Regions from separate parts of the Homo sapiens genome. Here region 1 is linked to region 2. Evidence: chromatin contacts called from ENCODE Hi-C data. All regions are on one chromosome and are shown on one strand. The core of a region is the stretch at or near the end of the contact, and the rest is flanking DNA. Distances in the headings are between cores, read along the strand shown.

Evidence for each region. A loop is a pair of places that touch in the nucleus more often than their neighbours do. Pooled maps may share reads with other maps.
Region 1: a loop to region 2 is called in a map of CD8-positive, alpha-beta T cell, with 17 times the contacts of the local background. The contact joins the promoter of TMED3 here to the promoter of NPTN in region 2. A Hi-C loop is called at or near these places in 2 of 168 maps with a recorded cell type or tissue (CD4-positive, alpha-beta T cell and CD8-positive, alpha-beta T cell) and 4 of 50 pooled maps.

Annotation. Positions count from the first base shown.
Region 1 is chr15:79,308,327-79,313,406 of GRCh38, reverse strand. It overlaps TMED3 (transmembrane p24 trafficking protein 3), which reads right to left and starts at 2,295. Exons shown (of 3, transcript NM_007364.4): 1 at 1,990-2,295. The coding sequence starts at 2,157. RefSeq lists silencers at 2,122-2,191, 2,402-2,451.
Region 2 is chr15:73,631,096-73,635,976 of GRCh38, reverse strand. NPTN (neuroplastin) reads left to right here and starts at 2,588. Exons shown (of 9, transcript NM_012428.4): 1 at 2,588-2,852. The coding sequence starts at 2,762. RefSeq lists silencers at 2,432-2,731, 2,812-3,071.

The DNA of each region.
Region 1 (5,080 bases), core at 1,046-3,545, 5.7 Mb before region 2:
AGATGAGATCTGCCTTGAGAGCTTTTGGTTCCAGTGCCTAAACATTTACCTATTGCACTATTCTGAAGCATGAATGAACATACCCCAGGATAACTGCTCTTCCTGAGATGGTGCTGATAAAGCTTCCCGAAATCAAGAGCAAGATGAGGAGGGATGTCCAAGAAACTATTCCAATGCAACTAGATGCCACCGATTCTTTATCTTTGTTCAATACTTAACACAAGACACACAGCAAATCACTGATTTAGGGCACTGCCACTCATTAGCCATGTGACCCTAGACAAGTTACTTTATTCTCTGAGGATATGTCTTTATCCATGAAGTGAGGAGTCAATAAGTTATCACACCTAAAGTGTTTAGCACGGTGTCCAACATAAATTTAGCAAGGGCCCCAAAAGTGCCAGCCAATTACTGGACAATCGTCAGACTGCAAACTAACCCCCTGGGGTTGCAGTGGAGATGTGGGATCTGATTTGGGGGCCACCCTAGAGCATGCATGCTGCACCTCCTGCTTCTCCGTTCCAATAACAGACAGGTGTTCCCCCTCCCCCCACCAGCAAGGGTCATTCTTGGCTTGCTGAATGGGTCAAGTAGCTATTAACAATATATTATTAATGACTGAATGCAAGGAGAAGAAAAATATTGATCGAAGTATTCATGGAATTTCTGAGTGTCAGCGGTGGAAGAGTCTTTGGGAATCATTTAGTTCAAACTCTCCTTGTAACATAAGAAAAATAAGACCCACATAAAGCAAAATCTCACAGGTAGGCAATGGCTATAACCAAGATCCATCAAAGGACACGGTCAATGGCCTCCATCTGCTTCCAAATTTAAATGGCCTCTTTGTCCGGACAAAAGTTACTAGTCCTGCTCAGCAAGCTTTGCAAAAAGCAGTGAGTATCCTGTTGCTAAGTGTGTTTAAACCCAGGCTGGACACACTTTGACAAGGGATTTCCGCCCTGGCAGTGACCAGATGACATCTGAGGTCCCTGCAACCACAGAATTATCATTCTTTTTGTCATTGCACCTAGGTTGCCCATGTTAACCCAGTCACAATTTGCATGTTGTCCACAAAGACCTGAAAGTGGACAAATCAGTGACTGAGACTACCACATAGAAGTTGTCTCCAAGCGCAAGCTTCCTTCAGTGCCTCTAACCACAGAGGAACTGGTCAAATAGCTTGCCCCCATTCCTGCTGCCCGTGGCCCCTCATTTCTGAAGTGCCTATCAGCATGCGTCCACAAGCAGATAGCTGTCTGAGTATGATGCCCACTTGGCCCCCAACCCTAGACCTGCTCACTAAATATCGGGGCAGACTACTCACTCAAGACCTGCTCCTGTCACCTGTGGGCCACGGGATCTCTCAAAGGAGACAGGAATACAGGAACTGAGCTTTTCTAAGCCATATGGCAAGAGCCAAGTCTTGCAGCCACACCGCTCCTTGTAAACACCGCCAGGCCTCAATGGCTGCACTGATCCCTCCTTTCCAAAGTGCCCATTCTCACTTCTGCTGCCCTCACCTCACTCCAACTTTAAACGCTGGAGAGGGGAGGAATAAACTAAAACTATGAGCCCACTTCCTCTTGCTGCCATTTTTCAGTACTCGAAGGCACAAGGTGGTCTAAGAGACTGGGGTTAGAGAGCCTGTGTCCAGCCGATCAGAACTGCCGTTGGTTAGTGTCTCGGGGGCCTGCGGATATCTCTTTGGCCAGCTCCCCAGGCTGCGGGATCCGCCCTGGCGTCCCCATCCCGGGCTCGCACCTGCGGCGCTGACTACCTCCTCGCTGGCCAGGCTCGTCTCGGGTGGGCCCTGATGACCCAAACCTTCCTCCTCACGGGGAAGTCAACTGGTCTCCGGGGACTCCCACCCCATGCAGCCTCCCTGTAGCCTGTGGCTAATTCGAGCGCCTCCAGTCAGGGGCTAGCCAGTGTCCAGGTGAGACCTGGGAGTGGAGGGAGAAGGGAGCGCTGCCGGGCGCCCGGCCTCACCTGGTAATCCAGGGAGAACTTCACGCCCTGCTCCACCTCCTCGTGGAAGCACTGCTTGGCGTTGTCCGGCAGCTCGAAGGTGAGCTCGGCCCCGCAGGGCTGCTCGGCCCGGCGCAGGAGCAGCAGCAGAAGCAGCACGGAGGCGGAGCGCGGGACAGTGCTGCCCATGATGCTCTCGGTCCCGTCTCGAGGGCCGCGGCTCGGGCGCTGCGCCCCCGGCGGGCTGGGGCGACGACTACCGACCGGGTCCTAGGAGGATGTAAGGGGATAGACGTGGCACCAGCGGAGCTCTGCGCTTCCGGGAGGGCCGGCGGCTCAGTGCGCAGCCGCGCGCTCAAAGTGGGCCCGGGCACCTTCCGCCCGCTGCGCGTGCGCGCTGGCCGCGCTGCGCCAGGGGACACGCCCCCCCCACCCCCCCGCAACGCCTCTCCCGGCTCGGAGGGTGGGTCTCCGCGGAGGGGAGGTGGGGCTCCACCTAGCGCGCCCCTACCCAGAAGAGGGAGAAGCCCTCCCCGCTGTTCTGCGCGCTCCCGGACCCGCAGGGCTGAGCATCCCCCCAGGTCGACCCAGGTCCACCCTCCAGCTGCTGCAGCACGAAGCACGTGGGATTTTACTCCCTCTATAAGGCTCCGCTTTTGACAGGCTCTGTAACTTCAGTCTCACACTTCCCTCGAGAACCAGTCTCCTTGTCTTGAAATGGGTGTGCCCAAACCTAACATCCACAGTAGTTAGGGAGCTAGGTGAAAGATAAGGGAACGCTGGGAACCCGATTAACACTCCTTTCTTCATTCCCATACCCTTCCCAAGGTGAAAGAGTGTGCGAAGGGGGTGGGGAGTGGGGAGAGTAAGTAAAGACCCATCATTACACCTGCTCTGGGAAAAACACGAGCGTGCTCACACACAAACGATCTCATGAAAATCCAAGTAAAGTCTCGCAGCGACTTCAGGTATATTTTGGCTGTCAGGCTCGTTGAAAATTCTTTTTGCACAAAACTGTCATTTTTGCACTTTGACTTCTTAAAAGCTCTGAAAGCAGATAAATTGGTTTACTGTCTTACCCATGACCACTGACTTAAGATTCTTTTGTATAATCGTAACTATAGGTATAGTTTTATATTCACTGTGATCCAATAAACAAAGAGAAAAGACGTAGATTGTGATGTCGATACTCAATAAATAACTTATTCAGGAGAGCATTACTAGACGTGGTATATCTTGACTTCAGGAAAGAATGTTACTGCCCATATAGATTTCCGCTGGCCACATTCACTATGGATGAACACGCTAATGTGTGAAAGCAATCTGTAGGCTTGGAAATAACATGCATGCATAACATAGTTAATAATATTGACTGGCTCAGTGACAGGCATGGAAGAGGTGTTTAGTAGTGTCCCTTAAGCTTCCTTCCCTGGCACGGTCCTATTTCACGTTTTTTTTTTTTTTAGGAACTGATAGAAAACATGGAAGTAATAATCATCTGATCTAGATGAACTAAGTGGAGAAATAAATGACAGATATAAAACCACAATTGGCCGGGAGTGGTGGCTCACGCCTGTAATCCCAGCACTTTGGGAGGCTGAGGCGGGTGGATCACGAGGTCAAGAGATCGAGATCATCCTGGCCAATGTGGTGAAACCCCTTCTCGACTAAAAATACAAAAATTAGCTGGGGGTGGTGGTGCGTGCCTGTAGTCCCAGCTACTCGGGAGGCTGAGGCAGGGAGGCAGGGGTATTGCTTGAACCTGGGAGGTGGAGTTTGCAACCTGGCGACAGAGCAAGACTGCGTCTCAAAAAAACAAAACAAACAAACAAAAAAAAAACACGATTGCCCTGGCACAGGTGGAGTGCTCTGCTAAGACTAACAAAAAGAAATTTCGGGCTGGGCACCATAGCTCATGCCTGTATCCCAGTATTTGGGGAGGCTGAGGCAGGAGGATTGTTTGAAGCCAGGAGTTCGAATCTAGCCTGGGCAACATAGTGAAACCTCGTTTCTACAAAAACAAACAAACAAAAATTAACCAGGCATGGTGGTGTGGGTCTGTAGTCCCAGCTACTTGGGATGCTGAGGTGGGAGGATTGCTTGACACCAGGTGTCTGAGGCTACAGTGAACTGTGATTGCACTACTGCACTCCAGCATGGATGACAAAGGGAGACCCCATCTCTAAAAATCAAAATAAATTCCTCCGGATTAAATGTTAAGTCTTACATTTAAGTTCCAAGAAAACACCTGCATAAGTTCAGGGGAGGAGCTGACATTGAAGAAGCTCTAGTCAGAGCATGCAGGCTGTTGGCTGGGACACCTCGGTTCTCCTCCAAGCATCCTCTTACATCTAATAGGCTAGATTACTTCCTTATATGGCAGGTTCAGGGCAGCATCCCAAGAGGAACTAGGCAGAAGGAGCAAGGCCCCTGAGACCTAAGCTTCAGACCTTTTCCAGTATGACTTTCTCCACATTCTGTTGACCAAAGCAAGTTCAAAGGCCAGCCCAGATTCAAGGAGGTGGAAAAATGGAATCTACCTCTGGATTTGAGGAGTTGCAAAGTCACATTGCAAAGGAGGGTCATACTGGGATGGAAGGAATTATGGCTGTTAAGCCATCTTCTATAGTATCCAGACTCACTCAGCTTGTCAATGGCTAAGCCAGAAAGTGAACCCAGATCTGCTTAATTCTGAAGACTACCAGCTTCCCACTAAACACACTGCCTCTACCCATACCTCAGGGAACACTTGTCCTACATGTTCCATAGGGCAAACCTTGGACCAAAGCATGAATCTGACACTGAGGCACATTTCAGCTCACACAATAAATGATTTTCTGGAACCAGAGATTTCCAAAAATAGAATGGACAAGGATAGTACATTTTTCATACCCGAAAATATTCGAACAGATGCAGGTGAACAACCAACCACTTAGCAACAACAGAGATGATTCATGAGCCTGGGTGACAGATAATAGTGGTGTATGACCTCTACGGTTCCTTCCAACCTTGATATTGCATGATATATGGCAAATATTGCGTGATATATGGTACTAAAGGTAGGATAACTTGAAAGAAAAACCAAAAATGTTTTCTATCCACTTTAGTCCTG
Region 2 (4,881 bases), core at 1,339-3,838:
CTACTAAAAATACAAAAATTAGCTGGGCATGCTGGCGGATGCCTGTAATCCCAGCTACTTTGGAGGCCGAGGCACAAGAATCTCTTGACCCCGGGAGACGGAGGTTGCAGTAAGCCGAGATCCCGCCACTTCACTCCAGCCTGGGCAACAGAGCAAGACTCCATCTCAAAAAAAAAATTACAGAATTATTAAAAGGTCTTAGTTATTATGTATTTTCTCGATGAAAAGTGACAAAGTACAGCTACTATCATGTGGAATTTGGTGACATTTCTCCCTGGGTAAAAGGGTTTTTTCATAACTGCAGGTTTTGAGAGTTGACTGGTAACACCCATACTTAAAAATGTTCTTCCCAGATCACTTTTTGCAAGCATGAGATAAGAAGAAGAATACAAAGCTGGAGTCAGAATTGTAGTAGCAGCATCAACATCAACATGAGTGTTTACTATGCACCAGAAACTGTTCTAAACATTGCACATAAATTTACTCATTTATTCCTTCTATAATCTTGGAAGGTAGGTGCTATCATTAGCACCATTTGACAGAAAATAAGGTCCAGAGAGATTAGGTCATTTGCCTAAGATGACAGAGCTCCTGGATGGTAATGTTGGTGTTGTGGACTTGAATTTCATCTTTCCATTAGCCGGAACAGTCTATGTTATGTCACAGGAACAAATACCCCTTGAATCTCACAGTTTAATTCAACAGAGGGTACCTGTTCTGTATGGGTTAGCAGGGGGGTTAAGCTTATTATGCTAACTCAGGGACTAATGCTGACACAAGGTTCGTTTTGATATATGCTTTCATCGTCATGATCAGTAATCACTACCAAGACGAAAGAGTATGGGAAAGAGTCTAAACTGGAAATGAAATGCTTCTGCTTGAAGCAATGCATGTTACTTTACACATTTCACTGACCCAAGCACATCCAATGCCACTCCCGACTTCAAGGGGACAAGAAAATGCACTTCTACCATGAGTCTATTAACAAGCAAACCAGATTGTTGGCATTAATGATTAATACAAACATTCTGAGAGCTGGAGCCGTTCGTGTCCTCCTTTGGCTTCAGCTTCCCTATCCACAAAAAGACCATGATCATTTTGTAAGAATCTCTTGTTGTAAGGATCAAAGAGCCACATTTGTTACAGCTATAATGAGGCAGAATGGTTGCATCCAACCAAAGCTTCCATCAGCTGAAAATCTTGATCCCACCACAGGCAGCCCTGTAGCCCTCCTTACTGGGCTGTCTGCAGAATGGCCTTTGTCCAGATGAAGGTACATGCCAATCTTTTTGTCACTCACACACCTGAGGTTTTGAAGGACATAGTTTTCACTTCAATCAACAACATGCCATAGTGGTCCTGGCCTTTGCTAGAAATTTTGGTCTGGAACCACCAGCTGTTCAGTTCCTGTTGAAAGTTCCAGACCACTTTAGCTTGATAGAGATTGCGAGGGTCTCCTTCTTCCAGGTCCTCCAAACCCTCTCTTTAAATCAAGTCAGGCCACCAGGACTGTTTACTTGGCCCCTCAGAGTTTCCACAGACACTCCCAGGACGTCTGCTGTGAGTCAGGGATGAGCTAAGCCATAGAAATTCCTTTGCCAACCACAAGCCCTGAGGGTAGTACAAAAAATACCCCTAAAAAGAGCATTTCCCAAACTTCTATGCAAACAGTAGTAACCACACTGCCAATCACCCTCCAGAGTGCTTTGCTAGATCCTTTCCTATGGGGCCATTTGACCCTTCCTCACTCCTCTGCTAGCCTAGGCAGTGCACTCCATGAGGACGGGGACTACCTTTTCATGTGGGTTTCACTATGTGCCTGGCACACAGCACGTTCTCAATAAATGTTTTCCGCATTAAGACGCTTCTTAGGAGTCTTCATGTAAGTTCATACACGACTTCCTTGTAGAATTGTGTCAATGAACATGCAATTAGGCTAGCTGAACTTCAGGCCCTGAGAGTCTATGAAGCTAAAATAAGGCCCAGATGTGGGGTGGGAGGGGGAGTAGGCAGAGGCGGCAAAGGAGGACATTTCAGGCAAAGGGAGCAGATGTCCAGGCAGGAAAGCACAAGGTAACGGGGGCACAGGGGGCGCACCACTTTTCCTGGAAGGAAAAAACAGCAGATGAGAGAAGGAGGTTGGAGCCAGTTACCAGTAGAGGTCTATGTTCAAAGTCCAGAAGGAAGAAACAGCAGGACGGGGACAAAGAGAGGAAGGAGGAAAGGAGGCACGGTGTATGAAACTCTGTAGCCAAGAGCGCTAACAAATGAAAGGCAGGATGGGTGGAGGAAATGTACTGTGTTCCAAAGCTTCCTCTTATTTATGGGTGCTCCCGGGCCACAGAGGAGTAAACTGAAGGACTTCCCAGCTCCCCACTGCCCAGAGAGCTAGCGGAGTCCCGCCTCGCCCCGTCACATGGCCAGAGGCGCCCTCGGCACGTGACCTACCTCGCGCTAGGCCAATCAGCCTCTGCAGGGGCGGGGCCACCGAGTCCGCGGGGCGGGAGTCTCCGTCGGAGCCGCCTCTTCTCGCGATCCTTGCGGCGGTCGCTCCTCAGCCGCCCACGACCCGGAGCGAAGGTCTCGCGAGGCCTGGGCGCTGCGGCGGCAGGAGGAGGACGGGGAAGGACGGAGCCGAGCCGCGGCTGCCTCCCTCGCTCACTCCCTCGCGCACTCGCCCGCCCCCTCCCTCCCTCCCCTCCCTTCCCCGGCCCCGGCTCTGGCCCCGGCCCATTCGCTGTTGGGTCTTCTGCTAGGGAGGATGTCGGGTTCGTCGCTGCCCAGCGCCCTGGCCCTCTCGCTGTTGCTGGTCTCTGGCTCCCTCCTCCCAGGGCCAGGCGCCGCTCAGAACGGTAAGCGGGGCGCCGGGGGCGGGCCGGGCGGGGGTTGAGGGGCGCCGGGGCCGGAGGGGGCCCGGCTCTGGCCTGAGGAGACGCTGGAGCTCGGGGAAGGGGGCCGAGTGGGCGTCTGAGGGGCTGCGGGTCCGAGAGGAGGTACCGGCTGCGGGTTTGAGGAGGCGCGGGTGTGAGGACCGGAGGCTCCTATCCGAGCGGCGGGGGCGTCCGGGGTGAGCCCGAGGTGTTGCCCACTCGGAGGCTCCACGTCGTGGGGCTCGTCGTGCCGGGTCGGCGAGGGGACACGGAGGAAGCCGACGTGGGGAGCTGGAGTAGCGGGGGCGGATGAGGAGGGGGCGCAGCTCTTAGGGAGGGTGGCACAAGACCGGCGTTTGTGTTCCGGGCGACGGGGATGGTGGTGTCCGTCAGGCCCCCCGGGAGCTGGGGTCGTCCAGGATTCTACTGAGGCCCCGTAGGACTGGTGACATCCTTAAAAATAAGGGGGAAATTGGGGGGAAGAGAGTCCTGAGGAACACTAATGGTGAGCTGAGTACTAGAGACCAAAGGAGGGGGTAAAGAATCAGGGAACCTTGGATCTAGGGATAGAGGGAAGGTGGGTGGGAAGATGAGGGAGTGGGTTGACTGCAGTAGGGGACCTGGAGAGAGAAGCAGCAGTGTCTCCAAATGAGCTGGGGGAAGAGGGCTGGGTTTGCTAAAGAGGGTGGAGTGCTGGGCATTCTAGGGTAGTGGTTGGGAGAGCAAAAAGGAGTTTCTAAATAAGGAGAGGAAAATGAGCAGAGGATGGAGGGAAAGGGTTGGAACTGAGGTGGGGGAATATTTATTAGAGAAGTAAGGAGGCCTGGGTATAGAGATGGGGGTGGGGGAAGACGAAAAATAAGGGAAGGGAGTAAAATGCAGGAAGTCGGGGGTGTAATGTTGGTTTGCAGTGTGGAGGATAAATTAGGGAAGGGAGGAGTTGGGATGTGGCAAATGCTGTATGATATTGGTCGGGCCTTTGGGAAAACAGGGACACATAGCTGCAACTAATTGCAGTGGTGGGATTGAGGGCAGTGACTGGCGACAGGGAGATGGGGAAGTGGATTTTTGAGATTTAAAAGTTTCAAGACAGAAGAGACGTTATTTCCGAGGAACATGAAAGTGGCCCCTGGGAGGTGGTACAGTAGAAAGCAGAGAATTACTGGGTTTTGAATTGAAGCTCCTTTGAGAAGATGGAGAAGTGGTGGGGAATCATGGGCATAGGGACCTAAACAGAGCAGATTCTGATTGAAGACATGTGTTAGCATTCAGCTGCTGAATTGATCTTTCACAAGTGAGTCTAGGATTGTGAACCTGTTTCTGCCCTTGTGGAAACAGCCATTAAGAGGTTAAAGAATATTTTTTCTGTGAAGGAATTTATGAGAAGTCAGTACTGGAGAGTGAACTATAAATTATTTTTGCTAATCTTTCATTGTTTATTGTTAGGCCAGAACAATTTATGATTACTCTTATTAGAGAGGCTGCAATTTAAATTTTAAAAAATCAGTGATAGAGCCAGTGGAGTTTTTTGAGAAACTGGGTTTAAAATGCTGAATGTTAGAGTTTGTTTCATTATTCCTAAAACGAATAAAGGATTGACAATATCCATCAGTTAAATATGTGTTCGTAGTACCAAATTTTATGTGTGCTTCATGGCCTTGGATATCACTGCAGGGGTCAGGAAGGAAACATTTTTTCTGTCTCTAGCATTGAATATGCTAAGTGTATTGGGTATTTTTCCTGTTTTCCTCTAAGCATGAGTCCACTGTGGAAGGCAGGGTAGAGTTAGTCTTATTTGTCTTATCAGTTTTTCGACTGTGTCAACATGACTTAAAGAAGCCTAATGCTAATTTTAGCTATTCAGTTTATGGTAATAGCATAGTTTCATTTTGCACAATAGGTGAGAGATTCTTGATCTTAACATGTTTAATCTCTGCTGGCTTAGCTTTTTTCCAATGATTTATAATACGGTAAAATTGTAGTTTCTTAGCAACTAAAGCAAGGTTTCTGG